Linked DNA regions of Mus musculus: region 2 is linked to region 1. A link is a loop called in an ENCODE intact Hi-C map of the cell type or tissue named here. Cell type or tissue: left cerebral cortex. All regions are shown on one strand. Links, peaks and the distances in the headings refer to the core of each region. The heading gives the core; the rest is flanking DNA. Region 1 has its middle 21 kb from the start of Gm4577. Region 2 holds the start of Vars2 (valyl-tRNA synthetase 2, mitochondrial).

Evidence for each region. Peaks named below come from ENCODE experiments on the same cell type or tissue, not always from the same donor. Only the 100,000 strongest peaks of a DNase experiment are listed, where the experiment ranks them.
Region 2: a loop joins it to region 1, with 2.6 times the contacts of the local background. A loop is called at or near these places in 2 of 42 quality-filtered maps.

The regions. Positions count from the first base shown.
Region 1 is chr17:35,720,100-35,730,770 of GRCm38, forward strand. No RefSeq gene overlaps it. Among named protein-coding and RNA genes, the nearest start is that of Gm4577, 21 kb to the left of the region's middle. RefSeq lists an enhancer at 1-1,686. In left cerebral cortex, for the core only: a CTCF peak has its summit at 5,699 (motif pointing left); a DNase peak (open chromatin) is centred at 5,678.
Region 2 is chr17:35,660,472-35,671,142 of GRCm38, forward strand. Vars2 (valyl-tRNA synthetase 2, mitochondrial) reads right to left here and starts at 7,121. Exons shown (of 29, transcript NM_175137.4): 1 at 6,602-7,121; 2 at 6,373-6,454; 3 at 6,184-6,284; 4 at 5,660-5,781; 5 at 5,502-5,568; 6 at 5,315-5,412; 7 at 4,300-4,381; 8 at 4,025-4,144; 9 at 3,600-3,711; 10 at 2,991-3,079; 11 at 2,533-2,623; 12 at 1,632-1,759; 13 at 1,431-1,534; 14 at 1,104-1,185; 3 more. The coding sequence starts at 6,802. Gtf2h4 (general transcription factor II H, polypeptide 4) reads right to left here. Exons shown (of 14, transcript NM_010364.4): 5 at 10,395-10,491; 6 at 10,186-10,274; 7 at 9,894-10,005; 8 at 9,719-9,787; 9 at 9,477-9,560; 10 at 9,158-9,290; 11 at 8,838-8,968; 12 at 8,139-8,186; 13 at 7,957-8,035; 14 at 7,257-7,531. The coding sequence ends at 7,359. In left cerebral cortex, for the core only: CTCF peaks have their summits at 5,859 (motif pointing left) and 7,391; DNase peaks (open chromatin) are centred at 5,805, 6,347, 6,457, 6,699 and 1 more place; H3K4me3 peaks cover 1,799 bases; H3K27ac peaks cover 1,482 bases.

The DNA.
Region 1 (10,671 bases), core at 1,082-9,081:
TTGGTTTTTGTTTTTAAGATTTATTTATTTTATGTGTGAGTGCTCTATCTGCATGTCCACCTGCATGCCAGAAGAGGGCATTAGATCCCCGCATAGAGGGTTGTGAGCCACCAAGTGGTTGTTGGGAATTGAACTCAGGACCTCTGGCAGAGCAGTCAATTCTCTTAACTGCTGAGCCATCTCTCCAGTCCCCACTTCCTATCTTTTTAAGGCACGGTCCCTACAGGCATAACCACATACCAGTATCCCAGGGACCCTTCTCTAAGACTGCCATCCACCCCTCCCCCAGTCCTGAGGCCCAGCTCCTTCAGAGATGGATCCTGTCCAGGTCCTGCTGACAGCTCCGAGAGGCCCTCTCGCTAGCTCGCTCTCTGCCTCTCTGCAGCACCCCCAAATTCTCTACATTCCAGGGAGGGAGTTATCTCAGTCTCCAGCTGCTTGTGAGGAATGAGCAACACACATTTCCACACTCCGCATATTAAAGAGATGGGGAAGGCGCCAGAGACCGATGTCAGCATCTCGCTGGGAGAAGAGGGAGGCGAGATGGGAGGCCACTGCCAGCCCCCAGGGACTGGGAACGCCAGCCTTCTCCAGGCAGGGCTTGGCAGCCACCCCCGCCACGGCTGCCCCTCACACCTTTCTTCTTTTTTCCCTCACTGCGTTGCCTCCCCTCCTCCTCCCCCTCCTCGACACCACCGTCTCTCACACCTTTCTTTTTTTCCTCTCTGCGACCCACCCCACTCCTGCGTGAGTCCTCCCACCGCTACTAGTTTTCTGTCTTCTGCTCTGTTTCACCTTCACATTCTTTCTTATCACTCTTTTTTTTTTTTTCCTTCCCTCTTGGGTCCACATTGGCTGTACTGGGCACCCAACAACAACAACAAAAATTGCTTTGTGGGGCTGGAGACATGCCTATACTGCTCTGCCAGAGGACCCGAGTGCAGTGCCCGGGACCTTCACCTCCCCCCAGGCTCCCCAGAGCAGCTCACAATGGGTTCAGCTCTAGATTTTGGGGTCTGCGGCTCTCTTTTGGACCCTGAGAGCACAAACGTACACTTACTCACTCAGCCACACATATACATGACTAATGTTTTCTAAGGCTGCCCTTAGGCCAAGTGCTATGGTGCATGTTTGTATTATCTTGGGAAACTGAGGCAGGAGGATTATTTGAGACCAGGAATTCAAGGTCAGGCTGAGGAAACTACTAAGACTCTGTATCAAAAAAGAAAGACAGTACAAAGGCTCGGAGCCTGGAGCAGAACTGATAGAGCTCTTGCTTAGCCTAAGGCCCTGAGTTTGGTCCCCTGTCACCGAAAAAACATTTTTTTATGTCCTAGTCAAGCATGGTGGCCCATATCCATAATCATAGCACTTGAGGAGTAGAGTCAGGAAGATTAACAGTTCAGGGTCATCCTGAGCTACATAGCTAACCTGGGCTACCTACATGAGACTTTGTTCAGACAAAAATAACAAAAATGTCCTCAAGACATTCCACAGTGCACCTTCAGTTCAGAGCTGAGGTCACTCCCATAGGGCTACCGCCACAGCACCACCAGTGGCAGCAGTTTTCTGACCATAAGACACAGACTTGTGGGAGGCCGAGTGAGTGAAGGTAATTTACGCTTTTCTTTTCTTTACCTGACCTCACTTACAAACGAAGAAAAAGGACTTTGGACTCCCTTGGCCTAGGAGGCCAGAGTTCAGAAGGCTTCTGTGGGATAGAGCCTGGAATGTCTGGTGAGGATCATGTGATAGGAGGTATGCAGAGAGCCCAGGGCCTTTGAGGGAAGCCAAGAGGAAGAGTCCTTGTTCTGGGAAGCCATGGAGCTGTCCCTACTTCCGCAGCTCACAGCCCAGCAAGCCCTCAGGGGAGGCTCCCTACGGAGCAGAGTGGGAGGTAGGGAGTACCTGGACAAGCCGTGGCTGGCCAGGCATGGACTCCCGAGTCCACAAATAGCCTCACGTAGACAAGTAGTGGAGTCCGTGCCACCAGGAGACCTCGGGATTTTGGCAGTGAGAACATTCGAGCTCTGGATGGCTTGTCCTGGGGCAGAACTCCTGAGGCTGATGTGGACCACACAAGCTGAGGGCTGGTGGAGTGCAAAGATGACTGTCTGGCTTAGTGGAGCTTGGGGATCCTGGAAGGGGACACAGCCAGGAACTAACACCTGTTTCATGCAACCGTGGTGTTCCTTCAGTCTTTCATTTTGGGATCATATCTCATTATGTAACCCATGAGGGTTGGGGGAGGTTGGAGCTCACAGCAATCCTCCTGCCTCAGCTCCTGAGTTTTGGGACTTCAGGCATGAGCCACACTCCCTGGCTTCATGCAACCCTTTTGCAAAGGTACCAGTTTGGCAGAATGATTGGCACCTAAGAGTCTGTGAACAGTTTCTCCTACACGCTGTTCTGTATCCCATGTTTTTTTTTTTTTTTTTTAATCAGCCAGCACTCAGGAGGCAGAGCCAGAAGGATTACCATGAGGTCAAGGCCTGCCTGGACTAGATATCGGGACTCTGTATCAAAAAATAAAACAGAAAACAATACCAAGGAAGATATCAAGCACAAAGGTGAACTGTCCTGATTCCCTTTGCTTCCCAGAAACAGGAACGTTTCTCTGAAACAGGAAATCAAATTCCTCTGCTGAGCATGCTGGGATTGGAGAGGGATAGCAAGAAGGTGGTGGAGGGGAAATTTTAAAATATTCCTCACCAGCTACAACCGAAAGGATTTGGAGCTAGGCGCCAGCGCCACATCCCTCAGGCCTTTGACAGCTCTTGGCCACTTACTCTTGAAAACACCGGGGTTGGAGAAGTGGCCCAGCAGCTAAGAGCACAGGCTGCTCTTCCGAAGGACCTGAGTTCAGTTCCCAACACCCATGTGACAGACAGCTCACAACCATCCGCAGCTCCAGTTCCAGGAGATCGGATGCCCTTTTCTGACCGCTGGTGTGGAACTCACGGGGATTCCCCCTGCCTCTACCCACTGAGTCCTGAGATTGAAGGCATGAGCCACCCCACCTAAGCAGGTTTTGATAAATTTTCTTATTCCTACTGGGGCTGCTTCAGAGTTAGCCAGACCTGTAATAATTTCGCTCAAACTCAGAACTCAAAAGCAGCCTGGGATTCTAAATCAGTTTGGGACCCGTACAGTGAGTTTGGGATCTTGTCAAACAACAATAAACTAACCGAAGGATTCTCCATCCGAAATAATTTTCCTTTCGAGGAAGGAGACCTCTAAAGCCCACTCCGCAGTGACACACTTCCTCCAGCAAGGCCACCTCCTAACAATGCCACTCCCTATGCGGCCCCCCATATTCAAACTGCAACAGCAGGTGTCCATGGAATTGAGAAGAGGTGTTAGAAACCCTGGAGCAGCTGGGTGGCAGTGGCACACGTCTTTAATCCCAGCACCTGGGAGGCGGAGGCGGAGGCGGAGGCGGAGGCGGAGGCGGAGGCGGAGGCGGAGGCGGAGGCGGAGGCGGAGGCGGAGGCGGAGGCGGAGGCGGAGGCAGAGGCAGAGGCAGGTGGATTTCTGAGTTTGAGGCCAGCCTGGTCTACAGAGTGAGTTCCAGGACAGTCAGGACTACACAGAGAATCCCTGTCTCGAAAAAAACAAAAACAAAAACAAGAAACCCTGGAGCTGGAGTTACAAGCAGTTGTGAGCCCCCTGATGTGGGTTCTAGGAACCAAGCTTAGGACCTCTGCAGAGTAGTGAGTGCTCTTGGTCACAGAGCCATCTTCCCATCTCTCTCATCCTTTAGATGAAAAGGAGACTATCCGGGCTGGAGGGGTGGCGCAGAGGGTTCATGTGCACCTGTTGCCCTTGCAGAGGACCTGGGTTCGGTTCTCAGTACCCACATGTGGTTCACACCCATCAGTAACTCCTGGTGCAGAGTATTCAGCACCCTCTTCTGACTTCCCTGGGCACCAGGCACACATGAAAAAGAGATGCTGGGTGAGAGACATTAGCTCCACACAGGGATCCTGGGTGTTCTTGATCCTCAGGTGTCCAGGTCACAGCCACGCTATTGCATCGACTGTGAATGCCTGGCAGAACGTGAGCTGTGACTCCTCGCCCTGGCTTGCTGAGGAGACCCAGCAAGGGGGTGTCTTCTGTTGGCATTCTGTCTAAACCCCACCCCCACAGTTACCTGGCAACAGTGGTCTGGCCCACATAAACGGGGCTGCTTGCCCCCTCCTCCCTCTCTTACCCCTGCTTCTCTCTCTTGCCCCCTTGCTCCTCCTCTCTTCCCACCCATTCCCTTGCCCCCACTCTCCACCTGTTCATGGCCAGCCTCTACTTCCCTACTCTCTTCCTCTTTCTGCCTCTGCTACCCTCCTAACTCTCCTCCCCACACCCTGACAAAACTCTATTCTATACTATACCATCGTGTGGCTGGTCCCTCAGGGGGAAGGGATGCCTTGACATGGGCCCGCTGAGACACCCCCTCCCCCCACACCTCCCCACATCCCCCTTAGAACATAACTTAATATTTCTTTATCTTTTTATAATCACAACACCTTCTGTGTCCTCCATCCTGCCACTGACTCAGCTGTCTCCCCTTTGCAAAAGCCGCAAGGTGAGCATTCACCTGCTGACTGCCATCCAGGCTCTCGGCCCCCCTCACAGACGCCGCAGGGTATCCAGCACCTCAGCTCCTCTATCCTCTCCCAACTTAGACCCCATCCCTACACATCGACAGTCTGGTAGCACCGGCATTGAACATGGTCCTTTTCTAGAAAAACGAAGCATCCTCAGAGCCATTCAGGTCCCATAATCCTGAAATACTTATGGTATTACTGGATGGTGTTCCAACACCATCTTTGCTGCTCTGAGCAGTGCTTTGCTAGAGGCACAGTGTGTATGGCATTGCAAGACACTCTTTATGCCATTCAAACAAAAGCTGGGCTAGGCCCTCGGGTGCTTGTCACCTTAGGCTTAGGCTGCCTCTTCAGCCCTCACTCCATTTTCTGCCCTTATGTCCTCCGCTCGCCTGTGCTGGGTGGGCAGGTCAGCCTGACAGGCCCTGAGCCACACTGCTGAAGCTCCACCCTGGCCTCTATAACACCTGGCAGAAGTAAGGAGAATTTGCCAGTGGTCCTCAACCTTTTTTTGTGTGTGTGGGGTGGGAGAGGAAAGATTGAAGTGTTTGAGACAGGGTTTCTCTGTGTAACCTTGGCTGTCCTGGATCTTGCTTTGTAGATCAGGCTGTCTTCAGAGGTCACTTGCTTCTGCCTCCCAAGTGCTGGTATTAAAGGCATGCGCCACCATAGTCTGGCTGGCCTTGAACCTCTTAATGCCACTGATGGTACCTTCTGGAGAGTGGTGGAATTCATCTAGAAGCAGGGGCTCATGGGTCAGCACCCGCACCCGTCTCATCCCTCTGCTGGGTCTCCAACCCCTGTACTGTGACCCTGACAGCAAAGGAGAAGTCCCAATGGCATTTGAAAAGTGAGAGCCCTTACTGCTCTTCCCCAGCACATTGTCAAGGGTTGTTGTGTTACATAACTAGAGGCACGTGTAACTCAGAAGTGCGACAGATCCAAGCTGCTGCAGAAGACTGGGTTGAATAGGTCAGTTAGGAAAGCTGAATCATGACTTTGCACTCACAGAAAAGCCATTTGCAGTGCACACAGACGCGCGCGTGCCCTCTAGGTGTGAAGTGTGGAAAGGGCGTCCCCTGGTGGCCTCCTTCTGAACTGCAAGCCCCGCCCAGCGCAGCCATGCAATCTGAGATCTCCTGAAGGACTGGATTTTTTTCCCTTCAGCGCCAACTTTCACTCCTGGCATTCTCTGTCCTGAGCTGACACCCAGTTCCAGGAAGAACTGGCCTCTGGAACAAACTTGCACAGGCGGCCCAGGAGACAGTCTGGCTATGCAGCTTGTCTAAAGTAACTTTGAGACGACTTCACAGGGCTCCATTCCGCTGCATGCCCAAATCCCCGCCCTGCAAAAGGTGCCAGGACCGCAGGGTTACTGTGCCTGTCCCTGGCACGGGGCCTCATTCTCAGTACAGTAGCTGCCCTTTATCTAAAGCTTTAGTCTTCACATTTTCAAACGCTCCTGTGTCAGCCACGCCACAAAATATGGAGTGGAGAATTCCAGAAACAAACAGTCATAGTTCTAAATGCCTCCTATAGGGGATACCGTTATAATTGTCCTATGATTAGCTGTTGTTAATTTCTTATTGTACCTAGTTTATCAATTAAGCAACAGATGATGGCATGTGCCTGGAATCCTAAAACTTGAGAGATAGAGGCAGAAGGAATTCAAGGTAACCCTATCTTTACAAAAATAAAATAAAAATAAAAAAGCTAGAGGCTGCAGAGATGGTTCAGCAGTTAAAGGCACACAGGCACGTACATACTGCTCTTGCAGAGGACAGGATTTTGCTTCCCAGAACCCATTGAGCAGCCCATAAGCTTTAAGTGGCCTGACACTCCTGGCCTCCTCCTGATATATCAGGCAAACATGAAGCATCCACACAGGCTGTTACTGTCTGGCTTTAGACACATTCCCTGTGACAACCTAAAGACATAAAGCTTTCATCTGAAAAGCAATAAGAGAGAGTTTATTCTGGAGACTTTATGGCTGACTGTGGCCCAGGAACACAAATTTATGTTACTCCCAAATTCCCTGTTCCAACATTTTTATAGTTTTACAGAACAGAGAGCTAGGTCTCAAACCCAGGACAAACTGCTGAGGTGCCTACTGAGCATATCAAAGCAGACCTGGCTGGCAGGTTCTCCCAGAATCTCTTGGTTCCTACCTGTTACAGGGTATGGCTGGCATATCCTGCCCCCTACCCTAAATTACTCCAACCCAGGGGCTGGCCTGCCCTTCCTATATAATTCAGCCATTTTGGTTACCTGACTTTTTTGCCTACCCTCTTGCCTCTCCCCTCTCCTCACATGGCCTGGCTCAGGGTGCCATGCTCACACTGGCTCTCCCAGACGTCCCTGCCTCTAGCTAAGTGGCCCCTTTTATCTACACACACAGGAACAGCCATGTTCTTCCTTTTCTCTTTTCTTTGTTTTTTTTTTTTCCATTCACAAAGTCATAAATCAAGATAAGCTGAAAACACATCGGTAGGCACACAGCGAGGCAGTCACATGGAGACTTTCTAGGCCAAGATGCTATCTGATGCAAGATGCTATCTGATGACATCTTAGCTCTGGGATTGGTGGAAGCTAGTGTTCCGCTGAGCTAGTAGCTTCCAAGCGGTTTTTATTTATTATCATGGGGATAACTAACGTTCAGATACAGCGGGGGGAGGGGGGGCAAGGAATGGCTGTTCTAGAAGGTAAAACTAACCCAGATAAAGTAATTAGCCTCTGAACCTACAACAGTCCAATCTCTGCACATCACTGAAACCCCAACCTGTCCTTCAGTCTCTGGAGACACAGAAACTCCTTCCAGGAGCCCTTTTGTCCACAGCCAGACATGGCTTCTTTTCAGGAATGTTTGCTCACACTTGGGGATCTTAGAATCTGTTTCCTGTGGCTAAGACAAACCTGCTGCATATTGCAAAGGAGGGCCCACTGCCTCTGCAGCATCCTGTTTGGAGCACCTGTCCTGCGCCGCTGAGAAGGGTGTGTCAGAAGAGGCATCCAGAGGGGGCAGCTCTTGGGCTCGGCCTCTGCTGGAAGCAACCATTGACGAAATCAAGGAGGATTTGCAACATTGGACAATGTACTCACTGGGCTTTTAGAACTCCGCTACACCCTGGGCACCCTGGTTTTGAGGGAGGAGAGGTCCCGAGCACACATGAGAGCCAGGGACTCTCGGGGACTAAATGTTGGCACAACCCTGGAGATCACAGCTCCTCAAATGCATTCTCCAGGTTGGGAGGAGGGTGACATACTTTCCTTGGTTCTCAGTTTCCGCTACCCTACCGGGCCTTCCACTTGAGCCTGGAGAGATTTGCATGTGATTGGAGGTTGTTAAGGTGCTTAAAGCCACAGTAATTAACACCCATGCAGAGATAGATGCCCTGCTACTGAGCCAGAGAAGTTAGTCCTGCAGCTTCTAAGACATGGCAGTGAGAAGCCCCCTATTAAAGAAAAATACTTAGTCAGGCAGTGACGGCACACACCTTTAACCCCAAATAGGGAGGCAGAGGCAGGTGGATGTCTAAGTTCCAGGTTGGCCTGATCTACAGAGTTCCAGGCAGCCAGGGCTACACAGAGAAACTATGCCTTTTTTTTTTTTTTTGGTTTTTCGAGACAGGGTTTTTCGAGACTCTGTTCTGGAACTTTGTAGACCAGGCTGGCCTCGAACTCAGAAATCTGTCTGCCTCTGCCTCCCAAGTGCTGGGACTAAAGGTGTATGCCACCACGCCTGGCGAAACTATGTCTTGTAAACAAAAGAAGAAGAAGGAGGAGGGAGAGAAGGAAGAGGAGGAGCAGGAGGAGCAGGAGGAAACAGTTTAAAACCCTATGTTGGGGCCAGGTTCATACCTTTAATACCCCATCCTTAAGGGGCCTCTGTGAGTCTGAAGCCAGCTGGGTTACAGAGAGTTCCAGGATAGACAGAGATACATAGTGAGGCCCTGTCTCAAAAAAAAAAAAAAAAAAAAAAAGAGAGAAAAATGGGAGCAGGGGGTGCTATAGAGATGGGCCAGTAGCTAAAGCATTGCCTGCTCTTCCAGAGAACCTAGATTCCATTCCTAGCACCCATGTGGCACTTGATAGCTGTCTAAAACGCTAGTTCTAGGGTATTCTGGCTTCCTTCCAAAGGCAATGAATACATATGATGCATAGACATACATGCAAGCAAAAACAACCATACATGCATGATAGAAATAAATGAATCCCTTCCCTTTCTCCCTCTTGCTTCAGCCCCACTCGCTCTGGCCCATAAGTTTTTTATTTGTTGTGGATGGTTGTGAGCCACCATGTGGCTGCTGGTGTTCTTGACCACTGAACCATCTCACCAGCCCTAAATAAATCTTTTTTTAAAAAGCAAGCAAAAGACAGCCAAGTTGGGGGCCGGTAAATGGCTCAGTAAGTGAAAGTGCTTGCAGCAAAAGCCTAGCACCCTGAGTTCAAGTCCCAGCAACATCCGAACTAAGCATGGTGATGAATTCACGTCATCCCAGCACCAGGGAAGTAGAAACAGGAGGATCAGAAGTTCAGGATCATTGTACTGGCTAGTTTTGTGTCAACTTGACACAGCTGGAGTTATCACAGAGAAAGGAGCTTCAGTTGAGAAAATGCCTCCATGAGATCCAACTGTAAGGCATTTTCTCAACTAGTGATCAAGGGGGAAAGGCCCCTTGTGGGTGGGACCATCTCTGGGCTGGTAGTCTTGGGTTCTATAAGAGAGCAGGCTGAGCAAGCCAGAGGAAGCAAGCCAGTAAAGAACATCCCTCCATGGCCTCTGCATCAGCTCCTGCTTCCTAACCTGTTTGAGTTCCAGTCCTGACTTCCTTGGTGGTAAACAGCAGTATGGAAGTGTAAGCTGAATAAACCCTTTCCTCCCCAACTTGCTTCTTGGTCATGATGTTTGTGCAGGAATAGAAACCCTGACTAAGACAGTCATCTCAGGCTACAAGATGATTTGAAGACCAGCCTAGGGTATATGAGACCTTATCTCAAAATAAATAAGTAAAGTACATCAGAAGCTGGGATTTGCCTCTCCCTGTCTCTCTTTCACTATCTTCAGGAAAAAAAAGGGGGGGGGGGCTGGTGAGATGGCTCAGTGGGTAAGAGCACCTGACTGCTCTTCCAAAGGTTCAGAGTTCAAATCCCAGCAACCAGATGGTGGCTCACAACCATCCATAACAAGATCTGATTCCCTCTTCTGGATTGTCTGAAGACAGCTACAGTGTACTTACATATAATAAATAAATGAATCTTTAAAAAAAAAAGAAAAAAATTACAAATAACTCCTTGCCTGGGACACTGGCCTGGGGGAGCCTATGAGTTTCCATGGGGAATTCCGCTGCATCTGGGCTTCACTTCCCTGGCTCTGTGGGTCATTCCCAAGGGTCATCCCAGGCCAGGAGTCCCAGTTGCCGTACAAAACCTCCTGGGCACCTACCTACCTCTGGGGCCAGCAACTGCAGTCAGGAGACAGGAAGGAGAGAGGAGAAGAAGGAGTGCAGAGATGGAAAGAGCATCTAAAAATCAGTATTGCAATGTAGGCAGAAAATAGTGGCTAAGAAAACCGCCCACAGAATGTGAAGGCCAGAGGCAGATGCAGCCTTGGAGACAAAAGAACGGTTCCCCATAGACAGTCACCAAACCCAGACACTATTGTGGATGCCAAGAAATGTATGCTGACAGGAGCCTGATATAGCTGTCTCCTGAGAGGCTCTGCCAGACCCTGACAAATACAGAGGTGGATACTCACAGCCAAACATTGGACTGAGCACAGGGTCCCCAATGGAGGAGTTAGAAAAAGAATTGAAGGAGCTGAAGGGGTTTGCAACCCCATAGAAGGAACAACAATATGAACCAACCAGACGCCCCCCTCCCCCAGAGCTCCCAGGAACTAAACCACCAACCAAGGAGTACACATGAAGGGACCCATGGCTCCAGCCGCATATATAGCAGAGGATAGCCTTGTCAGACATCAATGGGAGGAGAGGCCCTTGGTCCTGCAATGGCTCGATGCCCCAGTGTAGGGGAATTCGAGGATGGGGAGGCAGGATTGGGTGGGTGG
Region 2 (10,671 bases), core at 1,439-9,438, 59 kb before region 1:
TCTGACCGTCCGACCACCCAACATTCCTTCCTGTCATCCTGAAAAAATTGAGGAGAGAGAAGCAGAGGACGGGTGTGAGACTCTCGGTTTTCACACTGTCTCCTGAGTGATGAGTAGCAGACTCCTCTAGAGGAAAGAAAATGACACTCATGGGAACTGTCACACACTAGGTTCCACACAGAGCCCCCTGCCAGGTCTCTATCTGACCCTGACTGAGGCTCTCTCTACCACATTCAGTTGGTTCTCACTGACCTCTGCATTCTCCCCGATGACCCGGTAGGCTGGAATCTGATGGCCCCACCACAGCTGCCGGGAGACACACCAGTCCCTGTCAAAGAGGACACCGCTGACACCTCGACCTGACCGCAGGGTCCCCCTCCCACCTTCATGGAAGGCCTCCTTACCCAATGTGGGCAAACCAGTGTTGCCAGCTCTTCTGGTGGAAGGAGGGCCAGAGCTCCAGAGCCCCTGACTCCACAGCCTGTTAAAAAAGGTGGTGGATGCCCTTAATCCCAGACAGAGGTGGGAGGAGCCCTGTGAGTTCCAGGTCAGCCAGGACTACACAGTGAGGCCCTGTCTCAAAACCAACCAAACAAAAAACCTCAGAAGGGTGGCCAGTGAGACAGCCTAGCAAGCAAAGAGCTTGGCTCACACAGTGACAGCCTGAGTTCATCTTGTCTTCACATAGCACACACACAATTAAATAGTTTTAAAGTTTTAAAACTTCTGCATGTATGTATACTATTTGTGTACACATATGATGTATGCACACACAAGTATGGAGGTCATAGGACAACTTGGGGACTTGGCTCTCTCCTCCCACCATTCGGGTTTGGGGGATGTCCCAAGGCTAAGCTTAGCAGCTAGTGCCTTCACCTGCTAAGCCATCTCCTTTTCTCCCCCCAAAACATCAAAAACCTCAGAAGGGACCTTGCATGCTGTGCAAGAAGATTCTGGGCTAGAACAAGGGAAGAGGCCAGCCCTCCAGGCCCCTAGCCCGTCGCTACCAGAGCCCTTATGACAGGAGCTCTCCTCTCTGAGCTGTATCACACTTCTCAGAAGCTCCCACTCGAGGCCCAGTCCCTCCCCATACGGGGCCTTGCCTTGGCAGCTAGGTCCCCCATTTCCTGGCAGCGGACAAACCACTGGCTCTTCAGCAGGTACTCCACCACGTCCCCGGAACGGCTGCAAGGACAGCAAGTGAGAGGCCCTGTGCACTTAGGAACAGCTGGACAAAGTCTCACAGAAGCCCAGCCTGGTGGCACCCTTTATATTATGATCCCACACTTGACAGGCCAGGGTGGGTCACAGGACCCCAACTCAAACAGAGCCTACACTCTGGTCAGGGTACTGAGCCCATCCTGCTGTCCCTCGTAAGCTTCGTCCATTTCTCTTGGGATGAGCCTAAGGAAGGATTAAGATGGGGATACCTGCAGATGGGCAGTACCATGGGGTGCTCCTGTAGGCCCCGGAATAGGCCCTGCTCCCTCAGTGTGCACATGATCTTTTCCCGGGCCACAAATCGATGAAGGCCCTGGGGGAACGTGACAATATCAGAGGCTTCAGACTAGATGGGGAGGCAGGGCAGAGGGCACCTATAGGAGACAGGGTACCACCAAGGCTCCACCTACCTGCAGCCAGTCTCCACAGAGGGATGTCATGGTCCCATCCTCTGCAATGACACTCAGTGGGGTCAGGCCATGCCGGGTCCCTATCTCAGCATCTATTGGACTGTGAGCAGGAGTCACCTTCACTGCCCCTGGGGGAAACAGCTGCTCTGAGACTGGCACTAACCTTGGCTTTGGGATTTAAGAAACACTACATCTCATGCCTCATCTCCTCCTGCCTCCATCATCCCCACATCCCACCCTCATCCCCTCTTGCCTCCATCATCCCCACATCCCACCCTCATCCCCTCCTGCCTCCATCATCCCCACATCCCACCCTCATCCCCTCCTACCTCCATCATCCCCACATCCCACCCTCATGCCCTCCTGCCTCCATCATCCCCACATCCCACCCTCATCCCCTCCTGCCTCCATCATCCCCACATCCCACCCTCATCCCCTCCTGCCTCCATCATCCCCACATCCCACCCTCATCCCCTCCTGCCTCCATCATCCCCACATCCCACCCTCATCCCCTCCTGCCTCCATCATCCCCACATCCCACCCTCATCCCCTCTTGCCTCCATCATCCCCACATCCCACCCTCATCCCCTCCTGCCTCCATCATCCCCACATCCCACCCTCATCCCCTCCTGCCTCCATCATCCCCACATCCCACCCTCATCCCCTCCTGCCTCCATCATCCCCACATCCCACCCTCATCCCCTCCTGCCTCCATCATCCCCACATCCCACCCTCATCCCCTCTTGCCTCCATCATCCCCACATCCCACCCTCATCCCCTCCTGCCTCCATCATCCCCACATCCCACCCTCATCCCCTCCTGCCTCCATCATCCCCACCCCCAGCTCTCATGTTCTCCTCCTGTTCCTTTCCCTCCCTCCCTGGACCCGACTTCCACACACCTGTGCCCACATGTGGCTGAACAGTGGTGTCTGTGATGAGGGGGAGAAGCTGTCCTGTCAAAGGATGACGGAGCTGTCGCCCATGTAAATGCTAGAGGGAAGGTGAGCCATTAGGAACAGGCAGGAGTATAGGACAGAGGGTTTGGGCCATGAGAACCCTAGAGCAAGAGGGTAGAGATCACAAGGCAGGAGTTAGAGCAAGACCTAGCATCAGACTTCTGAGTGAGCCAAGAAGCAGTCCCTGGACAATCCCTCACTGCTATCACTGTGAAGGCAGCCATAGGAAGCATAAGCCAATTAGTGTGGCTGATACCCAGAAGGGCAGCAGCTGCATTTGGTCTGGAGGCCATGGTTAGTGAGAGCCGCCGCAGAGCTGAGGGGGGGTCTCAGAAGGAGCGTCTAACAAGAAAGGGGGCACTGTAGGGTGGGAGGGCCTGGTGCAGGCACACCCTACTCACCGTGTATCTCGGGTCATCTGGATGAACGGCCACAGCCACATCTCCAGGCAGGGTCTCTGGCCTGGTGGTTCCCACCACAATCTCTGTGTCTGGAGACAAGCATTCAAGCACTGAGGTCAGCCATCACCCCTTGCCCTCTCTCCCACACAGGGGAAGTAAGTAAGAGCTGGAGCAGGAAGGAGGAGGGGAGGGGGGAGGGGGAGCAGCCTGCCTCCTTCTCTGCTCTGAACTATCAGGAGTGCAGGTAACTAACAAACTACACTTTAGAACTAATCTTCTGCATTGTTTTACTAAGACAGGGCCTCATGTAGCTGTGGCTGGCTTGGAACTTACTATGTAGACCAGGCGAGCCTTGAACTTGGAATCCTCCCACTTCTGCCCCCAAAGGCTGTGATCTCAGGTACACTTGTCACTAGCTCAGAACTGATCTCTTAGTGGAAGACCTCACAGAGTCACACTAGGTTCCCAATGAAGAGGACCTCGTACCTTTTCTTCCCCTCCAGAATAAGTACCCACAACAGTGCAAACCTACCAGGGGCCCCGGAAACCTCACAGACTTGAGAAAACGGGAAGCAAGGGGAAGAGGGCAACTTTCAGGACCACACTCACCAGGCTCTCCATCCACAGGGAAAGCAACAGAAGCAAGGAGCCCAAAAGACACAGGGGTTGGGCATCCGGGCAGCTGCAGCACCGTGCGGCCAGGCAGAGGCCGGCTTTCCACCTGGAGGGTTGAGGAGGCAGGAAAGAGAAGTCTCTCTGTGGTGCTCACATCCAGGGCTCCTTACAGCTCTCCACCCTGCTTCCGTGCCCTCCCACCCACAGTAAAGTCACGGAGCTCACTCCCATGGCAGACCGCTCTGCTGAGCACAGCGGGAACTCTGTGGCTCTTCCACTGTCCCCACAGGTCACATGCCACCCTCTGATTGGCACGTGGAGAAGCAGAGTGATTGGAGCTTGAGAAAAATCAAATACAGACACCTGTGGCGGCCGCAAGGACCTCACTCCGTCAATCTGTCTTTCTTCCTCTCCCTCACCTCAATGTCTGAGATGGCCGATCGCAAAGTACATGACCAGTTGACAAGCTGGCGGTTCCGGTACAACAATCCCGAGTTGTAGAGTCGCACGAAAGCTTCCGTCACAGCTGCTGAGGAGCCCTGGAACGATCTGAATGTCCATACCTGACGTCCTCCCTCCCTCTGCTGAACTCAGGGATTCCCTCATCCCTCTACCAACACTTCCCACACTGGTCTTTAGCACACATACACCCCCCCACCCGCCCAAACCCACAGGGTCTGTGGCATGAACTCACGGCATCCATGGTGAAACACTCTCGATCCCAGTCCAGAGAGGCACCCAGAGCACACAGCTGTTCATAGATCTCCCCTCCTTTCCTGCACCAGAGATTTCTATCAGTAAATATGACCAGAGCACCTCCCAGCACTAACCATAGGTGCTCGCCAATGCCAGGTACCGGAGGAAATAAAGTGCGCATAGAGCTGACCCCGCTGATGGAGATAGAACCACACACCTGGGGTGGGGCGTCCTATGGCTTTAAAAGATACAGAAAGGTCTCTGCAGGGTTATCTAAACCTTTGGCTTCTCTGAGACACACAGGATGGATGGCTATTTTAGGCTACAACCAGTAGTGTCTAAGCTGTAGCCCACTGGTTGGAGGCACATACATGCACATACATACATGCATTCGTTTTGCATAACACCGTAACAGGTCATTGCCATGTACAAAGTTTACATTTGAGAATTATGTAGTAAAGCAAAAAGTCCTCAAAAGGTTTTAAGTTTACAATTCACAGCTACACTGGGATGCAAGAGGCCCATGGGCCAAGGCCTGTACACACCTATCGGGAGCAGCCACTTTGTGAAAAATGTGTGTGTGTGTGAGAGAGAGAGAAAGAGAGAGAGAAAATGAGAGAGAAAGAGAGAGAGAAGCACATGACCACCACAGACATAGGAAGGCCCAGGGGCATGGGAGAGGTGATGAAGTCCAAAGGAAAATAAGACAAGGAGGTTAAATAAACCACACATTTGTATATATCCATCCATATACACATAAATGTGTGCATCCTAACATGAGCATAGGACACACAAGTGTGCATCCCAACACAAGCATAGTACACACGTGTGTGCATTCTAACATGAGCACAGTATACAGACAAATGTGCACATTGTGACACACACGCACACACACACACTCTTGGCTCAGACATCATTCCCTCTGCTCCGAGACAGTGAAGCACAAGGCCAGAAAAACCAAATGCTACAAGTCAGAAGTAGTGCTGACAATCCCACTGGCCCTGCCCTCGTACTCATGTTTCCACTGCCACACGGCCCTGAGGAAGTCTTCCCGGCTCAGCTCATGTCTCCGCACCCTCTGCTCCTTCCATAGCTGCTTCTCCACCATGGCCTGAAATGGGATCAGGTGTAAATGAAAGCTAGTCAGGCTTCACATAAAGACGGCACTTTCAACCAAGCAGAGGGGGGCACAAGACCCACCTGTGTAGCAATTCCTGCGTGATCAGACCCGGGGATCCACAGCACGCGATCCCCACGCATCCGGTGCCTGCCACAGAAACACCATGGGGACTCTGAGCTCACTGATCCTCACTTCCAGCCTTCCCTTCGGGAACTGCAGTGGCCCCACCGCCTCTCACCAGCGCACAAGTGCGTCCTGGATCGCCACTGTGAGTGCATGGCCAATGTGCAGGGAGCCGGTGACATTGGGAGGTGGGATACACATGGAAAAGGTCTCCCCTGTAGCTTGGGGCAGCCTTGCCTGGAAGGAATGAGGAAGTCAGAGGCGAGGGAGAACTAGTTGTTGCTGTTGCCTAGGGGAACAGCACCCTCTGGTGCCTTGGGGCAAAAAGAACTTCAAGAAGGCCAGGTGTAGTGGCACACGTGTGAAAAGGCAGAGGAAGGCAGATCTCTGAGTTTGAGGCCAGCCTCGTCTACAGAGTTCCAGGACGGCCAGGACTACGTGGAGAAACAGTGTCTCAAATTTATTATTATTATTATTATTATTATTATTATTATTGAAATCCAACACGGGGGAGGCAAAAAGAAAACCAGGGGCCGAAAGAAATAAACATCAACTGTGAAGTTAGCCTGTGCCCACCAAGTTCAAGGGCCACTCACTCTGTCTTAAGGACCTCATAGAAGCCCTCTGCCGCGCACTGACCTGATACTCTGGTTTGAAGAAGCCCTCTCGCACCCACCACTGGTACCAGGCCGCTTCAACATACTGGGGACTGTAAGCAGGAGGCAGGGGCCCAGAAACATCTGTGGAAGCAGAACAGAGATCCACTACTGAACTGCATGTTAGCAGACCAAAGAGCAACAACATCGCAAAACACACCCTACACTTTACCTTTCTTTTCACCTGGCCCGGTGGGGATTTCATACAATACTACCTCCTTGTGACTCCAGGCCTTAGTGGGCACTGCAGGTATCTGCAGGGAGGAAACAGGGTGTGTGTGTGTGTTGCGGAGTGGGGGTGGAGGCTGCAATCCCCAATACACCACAGTCATCTGGATCCCTGCGCCAGTCTCTTTCAGCCCCTTCCCAAGTCTTGGGAGACCCAAGGACTGACCCCTGACCTTGCTCTTCTCAGCTAGCCCAGCCTCCAGGGCCGCCTGTTTCTCGCGCAGGCGCTTCTGTTTGGCTTCACGGTTCCTCCGAGAGACAGGGGAGCCGTGGGGCTCCGGCTGTGTACAAAGTGCCTGGGGCCTGGAAAGACCCCATGAGGGCCTCAGCCCCCAGAGCGGTGGCCGGAAAGAGGCCAGAGGCAAATGAGGCATCGGGAGTGTTTGGGAAGGGATGGAGGTCTGCTCACTACGAGGCCATGGGATGCAGGAGGTCGCAACCCTTCACTCCCATCCGCAGGACCCTCTCTCACTCTACGTCCTTCCGCCTAGGGGCGGAGCGCACGGTGTGGACAGCACTCTGGAATCACTGAAACCAGGGCGTCCAGAGAAGGCGGGAGCTCTGCCCGTCACCGGGCACTGACGCGGACACGAAGGTTGGGGTTCGGAAGCCTGGGACCACCCCCACCCCCGCAACCTCGGCCATGCGCCTCTAACTCGAACGTCCCGGCGAACTCAGAGCCGATAGGTGCATGGCGAGGTGCGCGCGCATGCGTGGGCGGGGACACGCAGGCGCATGCGTAAAAGACTCTCGCTCCTCCGGCTTTCTGGCTAGAAGCGGGTATCACTGCGTTGGGTAGGGAAACGCCGGCAGACGTCTGAAGCCGCGTAGATTTTTTTCCATAATTTTATTAAACAAGAAATATCCCGGTGTGTAAACAAAATACATCTGAGTTGGAAAGCTGCCCGCCCGGGGCTGGACCTGGCCGGCTCAGGAGCTGTGCTTCTGCCGCTTCCAGAAGCGCTTGACGTCGCTGTGCCCTGCCGGCGTCACCACCATCAGCCGCTTGGCCGAGTTCTCGAACACAAGCACGCCCAGCTCCCGCGCGTGGGCCAGCAGCAGTTCAAAGTCCACTTGCGACAGGAACTGGTTATACAGGACGCCTGGGGTCGGGTGGGACAGGCAGGAGGTGAGGGGCTGCAGTGGTCTCTGCCCCTCCAAGCAGCATGCAGGCAGGGGCTGCAGGCCACAGTTCTTAGGACTAATTCTCTACGGATAGTCGACTGTTCAACTTTAACACCTGTGGCATCCAGACACTCGAAAAGACAGCAGAATCCACAAGAAAAGCCACGCAAACCCACCTAAAGAGAAGACTGAATTACCCTGCCTCTTATCCCCTCACCTAGCTTAATTCAAACTGCACTGATTTGGGACATATTTCCTGCTACTAATATACCAAAATAAAAGATCAGTCTTCCTCTCCTTCCCTTTTGAGAAACAAATACGAAATGCACAAAACTTTTGCGTGAAATTGCTGGCCTTACCTCTTTAGCCAATGATTGAGATTAGGTCAGCGGAAGCCACTCACCTTCAGTGAACCGGAGTCTGTCCCTTTCCAGCTCCCACAGCCGAATCTGGTCTGTTATGGTGGGGGGCAGCACAGGATTCTGCAGGACAAGGGTGAGGCTATAGGACCTGGCTTCTCATCCATCCTCTCGCGGCTAGGTGCCCAGGCTGCCAGCCCCCCTGAGTCTTGGTACCCAGTCATACCTGTTTGAGCATCACTGGATGTGCCCTTGTCCTTAGGAAATGGATTATCTAGGAAAACACAAGAATGTAGAAAATCGGGCTGGCGAGATGGCTCAGTGGGTAAGAGCACTGACAGCTCTTCAGAAGATCCCGAGTTCAAATCCCAGCAACCACATGGTGGTTCACAACCACTGTAATGAGATCTGACGCTCTCTTCTGGTGCGTACTTATGTATAATAAAACTTTAAAAAAGAAGAATGTAGAAAGTCATCTGAGCTAATGTCACTGAAACAGCATCTCTGTTCTCCTAGCCACAAGCCTGACAAGACCCAGGCCTGTTCTACTGTTACTTTCAGGTGCACCTCCTGCGAGTCCCTCTATGATGCATCTGTTCTCTCCATAGTCTTGCCTTGTTTTTCTTTCTTTAAGATGGCAGTAGCAACCATATCTCAGCAGGCTCTAAGCTAAGCATCTTAACATCTAGTCTTCCAGCACCCCTGGACTGCTGTTTACTGGGAGCAGAGTAAGGCTCGCAAAGACAAGGCAGCCGTGAACTGTGGAGTGAGACAGATTCAGAGCTAGACCGTCTCACTCCATGACCTTCCAGGTTACCCCGGTGACTCGCCACCTCCCCTGACAGACCTGAGGCTGTGACAGGAATACCTTGGCCCCCAGGATGAGCACAGCCCCTCTCCCGACCTCTACTCCAAGTAGGGATACCTGCTGAGCTGTGATGCCACTAGCAATGGCCTGCTGCACACTCTCCCGGGTCACTTGTGCCACCACCATGTTGGGGAATCGATAGAGCATTTCGGAGAAAAGGGCAATGAGAGCGATCTGCAGTTCCGACTCTGCCCCAGGGATAGAGGAGGAGGAGTGAGGAGGCTGCCCAGCCCTGCCTTCCTCCAGCCCCACCCTCAAGTGTAGGAATAAATACTAGGGAGCTACATAAACCACCCAGGAAACACGGTCCTAACTGGATTTTTTCCTGTGTCCTTCCCCTCTGCATTCCCTACCCACTCACCCCCACACAGACCCACCGGTATAGGCGTACAGTCGGTAATTAGTTTCCACGACAATGAAGCCTGGCTGGTGCACAGTGCCCCCAGCCCCAGAGACACCAGATGAGAGGTTGATGGCCAGGCGTGTGGGGTAGTAACGCCGGGACTTCCTCTGGAAGAACACAGGGCAAGATGGGGTCCTCTTTCTGGTAACCACCCTCCTGTGAAACCTCCTCCCTCAAATGACCCAAGTACTCAGTCCTAGCTACTAGTACTAGTACCCAAGTACTAGTCCTAGTCTTGCAGCTGCACCCCAGCACCCGACTCTCCTAGAGGCCAGGTGGCTGGGTGTACATACCTTCCTCTGGAAAACAAGCCCGAACTCACGCAGGTGTTGCAGGAAGTTCAACAAAGAGTCACTCATCCCCTCCACAGAGTAGTCCTGGGGAAGAGATGGCCAGCTGGGGGCTATGACACGTCCACCGGTCACTACCCAGCCTATGTGCCCTCCTTGCTTTGCCTTCTCGGGGGGTTCTGTGGTCACTGCCGTTTTCCTCCATAACCTCTCCTCACCTCCCTGCCCTCCAGCCCCCTACTGACCTTGCCAAGAGTGGAGAAGCTGAGCTGGAAAAGGAAGGAGAGAATCTCCACCAGATCCATGCCCCGGCTCTGGGAAGGAAGCGGCAGAGCGGCAGGAGGTGAGACAGGAAGAGGGAGTGAGGGAGTTACTCAGCGGGACAGGAGCACGCCATCCGTCCGAGGCCCTGGCTCTTACCTGGGCTGTCTGCAGATACTGCAGCATGAAGTACCAGAGCTGGGCAGGCGTGTCCAGTAGCAGGAACTGGAAGCCAGCGGAAGTGATGCAGGGTGGCTCTCCAGGTTCAGTGCTAGACACAGAGCGGGCTGATGGTGGCAGCTTGCAAAGGCTGCACTGAGTCCATCTTACACACACTTAGGCCCCTCCTCTCAGCCAGCTCTCTCCAGTTCCTCCTAACCCCAGACACCCATTTTATATGAGACCCAAGGAGATGGCCGAGCGGAGAGCTGCCGTGCTCTGCCCTCCTTACCTTTTCATAAGCCCGGCCTGGCTGAGGAGCTGAGCCAGGTCTTGGCTGACAGCTGCACTGGGGGAGCCCACCATGAAGTGCAAGACCACCTAGAGACGAAAAGGGTCAGGAGCCTGGGGTCTCGAGGGTTACAGGGAACCGGAGCACAGTGGAGGCCGGTTCCTCGGCTCCCAGGGGGAACGGGCGCACAGCAGAGGCACACTCCTCACCTCCCAGCGCTCCTCAGCATACTTGTCCAGTGAGGGGACGTCCCGGGCATGCTTGTCTGGTCCCAGCTGACTTGTGTCATCAGACCAGGCCTTGCCCCTGTGGCCAGGATACACAGGAGTAAGGAACCCTGTCTGCTTCCTGCATCCCTAGGTCTTTACCCTCATCCCAAGGGCTACAAGAAAAGGACATTTTCTGCACCCTACATCCACACCTGGTCCAATGTATTCTTGAAGGAGCATTCCAAGGGGTGGGGGTGGGGATGGGGAGAGGCTCTGG